Regions from separate parts of the Homo sapiens genome. Here region 1 is linked to region 2. The links are chromatin loops, found by intact Hi-C in ENCODE. Cell type or tissue: MCF 10A. All regions are shown on one strand. Each heading gives the region's core, and the rest is flanking DNA. Links, peaks and the distances in the headings are about the cores only.

Region 1 (2,919 bases), core at 150-2,649, 1.4 Mb before region 2:
ATTCTCAAAAGACACCAAAGACTGCCCTTTTTCAAAGTGAGTGATTTCAATTTTGTTACATTCTTCTATTTCCTTGGATTTCCAGTTTTCCTCCTTCTCCAGGCATTGCCTGTGATGGTTAGTCTTAGGAAAAGAGCACATGTTTCTTGACCAAATGAAGCCATCAGAAGACCTGAGAGTCGGATCCATCAACGACTTAACTAGGGCTCCCGGAGGCTCGTTTGATGGGCTGAGCTCATCAGATTGACGAACAGACACTGAGAGCTTAGGCACAAAAGATGTGAGACTTGGAATGTTTCTTTCTTTTTCTTTTGGAAACTTGTGATTTTGGGGGATAGTAAGGACACCAGATCGCGTGGGCAAGAGTGACAGTGGTGGCAGAAGGAACTAAAAGGAAGACAGAAAAAGCTGTGAATGCAGAAACATATATAAATATCACGCTAACTCGTTTAAAGTAGTCTAAAGAGATTATAATATCCTCTTAAGGAAGGCTTTTAAAGTTCAAAGCTATCCTGGAAATCACAATTCTTTTTTTTCTTCTTGAGACAAGATCTCGCTCTGTCACCCAGGCTGGGGTGCAGTGGCATAATCACAGCTCATTGCAGCCTTGACTTCCTGGGCTCAAGCGATCCTCCCACCTCAGCCTCCCAAGTAGCTGGGACTGCAGGCATGTGCCACTATGCTCGGCTAATGTTTAAATTTTAGTAGAGACAAGGTCTCTCTATGTTGCCCAGGCTGGTCTCAAACTCCTGGCCTCAAGCAATCCTCCCACTTCTGCCTCCCAAAATGCTGGAATTACAGGCATGAGCCACTATGCCTGGAAAGATCACAATTTTTAAAATTAAAACCTCATTCCCAATATTTTTTTTAGAACCAATTTAAAACAACACGTTTTAAAACCAGGATTATTATAGATGTAAATATTCATGGTTATATATTTTTAAATGAAGGCCCTATAATGTAAATGGTAAAAATTTAAGATAAGAAGCATTTTATTTCTCTTCTTTTTTCTTTTTACTTTCCATAGAATTGATTTAAGATTTTTGAAATCCCACTGAAAACAGTTTAAAATTGCTGTTAAAATACCTCAAAAATTACCAGTTATTGACTAACTCAGAATTCATATCCGAAACACAACTACTCACCATCGTTTTGCTGAATTAGTTTGTGAATGAAATGTACAAAATTTCATTTTTGTGGATGACAGGCAAATGGATGGCTTTCCTTTCTCCTTTGCCCTCTAGTTTCAAACTAAGCTAGTTTTTCCTTTCTCCTTTGCCCTCCTCTAGTTTCAAACTAAGCTAGTTTTTATTATCATCCTGTAGAGGTCAGTGTAACCCAATGTATAATATTAAACTTTGCGGGCAGTAAGCTATAAACTCCTTAACTTTATGCTTCTTTTCATTGTGGTCTTTTCCTGTGTATACAGATTCAATACCTATTTATATCACAATATTTATAGGCATGGGTCATGGGTAGTAATTGAGAAATGTATGTTTAATTTTCATTCTATTGCCACCTGTGTGTAAGAAGGAAGGAAATGGAACCTGACTCTAGAAACTTAGGCATTAAAAGTAGATGAGATGTAGTGTAGACCCCAGTTTTACTGTCTAGATGATTTTCCTCATTTCTCAAAAATGACTTAGGACATAAAGGCAGATTCATCCAGTGCTTAACCATCTGCCTAGTAACAGCCATTACAATTTTTTAGGTCAATAAACTCCTTTTACAATGCTAAGCAGTACCTATGCATAAGTATTTCTCAAAGGCTCATAGGAAAAGAAGGGTCAGGTAGTTGAGAAACTAAGAATTGCAAATATCTTTCCAAAAACTTATAAATTAGACAGCTAGGAAAATCTTTCCACCACTGGGGGAAAGAAAAGAATTGCCTAATTTCTAAATAGGTTGAAAAAAGACAAATTAAAATATGTCTGGCCAGGTGTGGTGGCTCACACCTGTAATCCCAGCACTTTGGGAGGCCGAGGCAATCGGATCACTCAAGGTCAGGAGTTCAAGACCCACCTGACCAACATGGTGAAACCCCATCTCTACTAAAAATACAAAAATTAGCTGGGTGTGGTGGCAGGTGCCTGTAATCCCAGCTACTCAGGAGGCTGAGGCAGGAGAAACGCTTGAACCCAGGAGGTGGTGGTTGCAGTGAGCCGAGATTGTGCCAACTGCACTCCAGCCTGGGCAACAGAGTGAGACTCTGTCTCAAAAAAAAAAAAATGTCTAAGGGAGCTACTCAGCTCATTATGTAAAGAACAGAAACACTCCAGAAAAGCACTGCACATGGCAAGGCATAATTTTCCCAGGAACGATTTGCTACTCTAGGAACTATATGTGAGTTGTTGTTTTTCCAAGAAATACAGTTGACCCTTGAACAACAGGGCTTCAAACTACGCAAGTCCACCTATATGTGGATTTTCTTCCTCCTCTGCTACCTCTGTGACAGCACGACCAAGCCCTCCTGTTCCTCCTCGTCCTCAGCCTATTCAACATGAAGACAGTGAGGATGAAGACCTTTATGGTGATCCACTTCCACTTAATGAAGAGTAAATATATTTTCTCTTCCTTATGATTTTCTTTTTTTGTTTTTTTTTTTTGTTTGTTTGTTTGTTTTATTTTTGAGACGGAGTCTTGCTCTGTTGCCAGGCTGGAGTCCGGTGGCATGATGTCGGGTCACTGCAACCTCCACCTTCCAGGTTCAAGCAATTCTCCTGCCTCAGCCTCCCGAGTAGCTGGGACTACAGGCACCCGCCACCATGCCCAGCTAATGTTTTGTATTTTAGTAGAGACGGAGTTTCACCATGTTGGCCAGGATGGTTTCGATCTCTTATCCTCGTGAACCACCCGCCTTGGCCTCCCAAAGTGCTGGGATTAAGGCGTGAGCCACCACACCTGGCCCCTTATGATTTT
Region 2 (2,919 bases), core at 295-2,794:
GCTTTGCCAGGACTCTGGGATGGATTACAAGGCCTTGGTGAGGATCTATCTGACTGGAGTAGTGCACAGCGACAGACAGGAATATTGGCCTTTGTCTGCCATGCAATCCTATGTCTGGTAAATGTGATTTACAAGGCCCACAGAAAATGAGAAAATGCTTTTTATTATTGTTTTAGAGATGAGATCTTTGCTCTGCTATCAGGCTGGAGTGCAGTGGCGTGATCATAGCTCGCTACAGCATCAACCTCCTGGGCTCAAGCAATCCTCCTGCCTCAGCCTTCTGAGTAGCTAGGACTACAGGTGTGCACTACTACATCTGGCAAAATTTTTTTTTTAAATGGCAGGGTCTTGCTATGTTGCCTAAGCGGGTGCTGGTCTTGAACTCTTGGCCTCAAGCCATCTTCCTGGCTGAGCCTCCCAAAACATTGGGATTACAGGCATGAGAGCCACTGGGCCCTGCTGAAAGTGAGAAAATTCTAAAGGCTAGAACAGGATGAACTAGTAATAGAGGACTTAAGTTTGAATCTGCCTGTATGAGTCTCTCGGACTGTGGGCACGTCTCTTGCTATCCCTTCTCTGTAAAGAAGAGCCTGGAGAGTTTTAAGATTTCCCTCCTACTGCTCCCATGGGACATTCTGAATATGGTGAGAAAGTGCTCTGAGGTCTGAAAAGCAGTGTTGCCTAGTGCAGCTGTTTCTAAACCTCATTGGAACCCCCTCAGTTGGGTTACTATTCCTACACATATGCTAGAAACCAACACCACTTTCTAGCTCTGCCACCTCCTTTCCAAAATTTTAAAATCAGTAGGTGGAAGGTGATATGGCATCTGTACTTTAAAAACCAAAATAAGACCGTGGGTGATTCTGTTGATCAGCTGAGCGTGGAAACAACTGGTCTAGTGAACAGTAGATGAAGAAAAGGGTCTTACAAAATTTAGGGGTTCTGTCTATAAGGCCAAGAAAAATGGAAGCAATTATTCAGATAATCTCAGCACAAAACCACAGTTTCATTGGAATTGCGGGAATCATGAGTATCAGTTTCTGAGATACTTGGGTGGAAAGTATGTGGGTGGAGCCCAAATCTTATGTATTTAAATTCAGATCAAGCCTGTAGTAAAGATGACAGCGGTGGGAGATTGAGCAGAGAGGGGAGAATGGCATTTTCTGAATTCTCATTGTGCCACCATACATTCTGGATGTGTTGGGAGCCCCTTCATTTCACAGATGCTTATTGCTAGTAAGTACTATTGTAGCTCACAAACCATGAGTCGCCACGTTTGACATGGGAAAATGATGCTTGCTATTTATTTATAATACAACGTGTTTTGACTAACCATCAGAGAATATATTTTGAGGCAACTTTCCACTTTGCTTAGGATATAACATTTTTAATGCATCTTTCAATGGATATCTATTTTTAGGTCACCATTAGTTGCCTTGTAACTGAGATGGCCACATATTCACAGATATTTGGGGAGGCCCACAGATTTATTATTCTGCCTCATTGTCTTGTTGGTACCATATGACCAGTTAGCCTCTTGTTTCCTCATTTGAGTGTGGGAAACGGCTCTGTCTTTAGACACTAAATGGCATGCATGTAATCTTGTTTAGGGTCATTGTTCCCGGGTCTGAGTTTACTAGATGGAGAATTTCTTCAATGCCAGGTTTCCCAGGAGGAAAATGAGCCTATTTTGGTTGCATCAAATGCATCAGTTCACTGCTCTGGGTATCATCTGAAGAGCAAGAGGAGTCTGGGGGCCAGTATTGCATTTCATGTGAATGCTGGCTGAGTACTGCCATCTTGTGGCTGGGCAAACCCTAAAGCCTACCAGGGACCTTGGAGCAACCTTACAAAAAGAAACCAGACATCAAGAACCCATGTTCTCTACCTGCATGGAAGAAAAAAATTGACCATGAATCCCTAACAACAGTGCCATCCCTCCTTTCCTAGCTCTTGAATAAGTAACTGCTCTCTTATTAAGACAGAGTCCTGTCTGTTTCTTTAAAGAGAATACATCCATTCTTCTTCTGGTTTTAGTAATTTTTGGACCAGCCTTTAGATAATCTTTTGAGCCAAGTTTTGAGAAGTTTGGAGAGGGAAGGCCTTAAAAATATGTATAGTATCCAAGGCCAGAAAAAGAGGCAGAAATTGGAGACAGGTGACTCCTGCCTCTGGGGCAGTGGCTTTCTAAGTGAGGTGTGCCAGCAGCATCAGCATCACCTGGAAACTTGTTAAAATGCACATTCTTGGCTCCCAGCTAGACCTGCTGAGTCAGAAACTCTGGAGGTGAAGCCCAGAAATATGTGTTTTAAGATGATTCGGATGCACATTCAAGTTAGAGAACCCCTGTCTTGGGGAATAGAAGCCAACCCCAGGCAAATGTGAAGCGAAGACATCCAAGGTCCATTCTGTGCTCCATTATACTCATTGCTGTTCTGTTCCCTTTTCCTGTGTTAGGAACTCAGTAAGCCATACATATTTATTGTGTGAATACTATTGGTAAGCCACTGTATGGCATGACATGGGGGTTGGTCTGAGTAAGGGACTGGGAATTTGCGTTTCTAACAGTTTCTCAGGTGATGCTGCTGCTGCTGCTCCAGGGACTGTGTTTTGGGAACCCAGTGTTAGAGATAAGAGCAGCAGGCCCAGAAGCCCATGTGGTTTTCAGATGGAGAGTGCAGTTCAGGCTTTTTGGGGAATCCATGTGGCTACGAGCCTGCTTCTCAACACTCCCTGCCTCTCAACCCTGCCTGCCTCCTACCAAGGGCACAGGGAGACATGTTTATTTGAAGTGAACTCTAGTCCATTATAAAGAGATTAAAATAACATGCTGTGATTTTACCACCCAAAGGTTAGGCAATTCAAAAGCCAGAGCAAGCATGTGATGATTAAAAAGCATGGCAGAAAATTGTCAATAGC

What was found. A loop is a pair of places that touch in the nucleus more often than their neighbours do. Peaks named below come from ENCODE experiments on the same cell type or tissue, not always from the same donor. Only the 100,000 strongest peaks of a DNase experiment are listed, where the experiment ranks them.
Region 1: it touches region 2 in a loop (11-fold over the local background); 6 of 110 quality-filtered maps call a loop at or near these places.

What each region holds. Positions count from the first base shown.
Region 1 is chr2:134,987,867-134,990,785 of GRCh38, forward strand. It overlaps MAP3K19 (mitogen-activated protein kinase kinase kinase 19), which reads right to left. Exons shown (of 13, transcript NM_025052.5): 10 at 1-387. Among named protein-coding and RNA genes, the nearest start is that of MAP3K19, 58 kb to the right of the region's middle. In MCF 10A, for the core only: a CTCF peak has its summit at 1,341 (motif pointing right); no DNase peak of the experiment used is centred there.
Region 2 is chr2:136,377,157-136,380,075 of GRCh38, forward strand. No RefSeq gene overlaps it. Among named protein-coding and RNA genes, the nearest start is that of CXCR4, 260 kb to the left of the region's middle. In MCF 10A, for the core only: a CTCF peak has its summit at 1,791 (motif pointing left); a DNase peak (open chromatin) is centred at 1,795.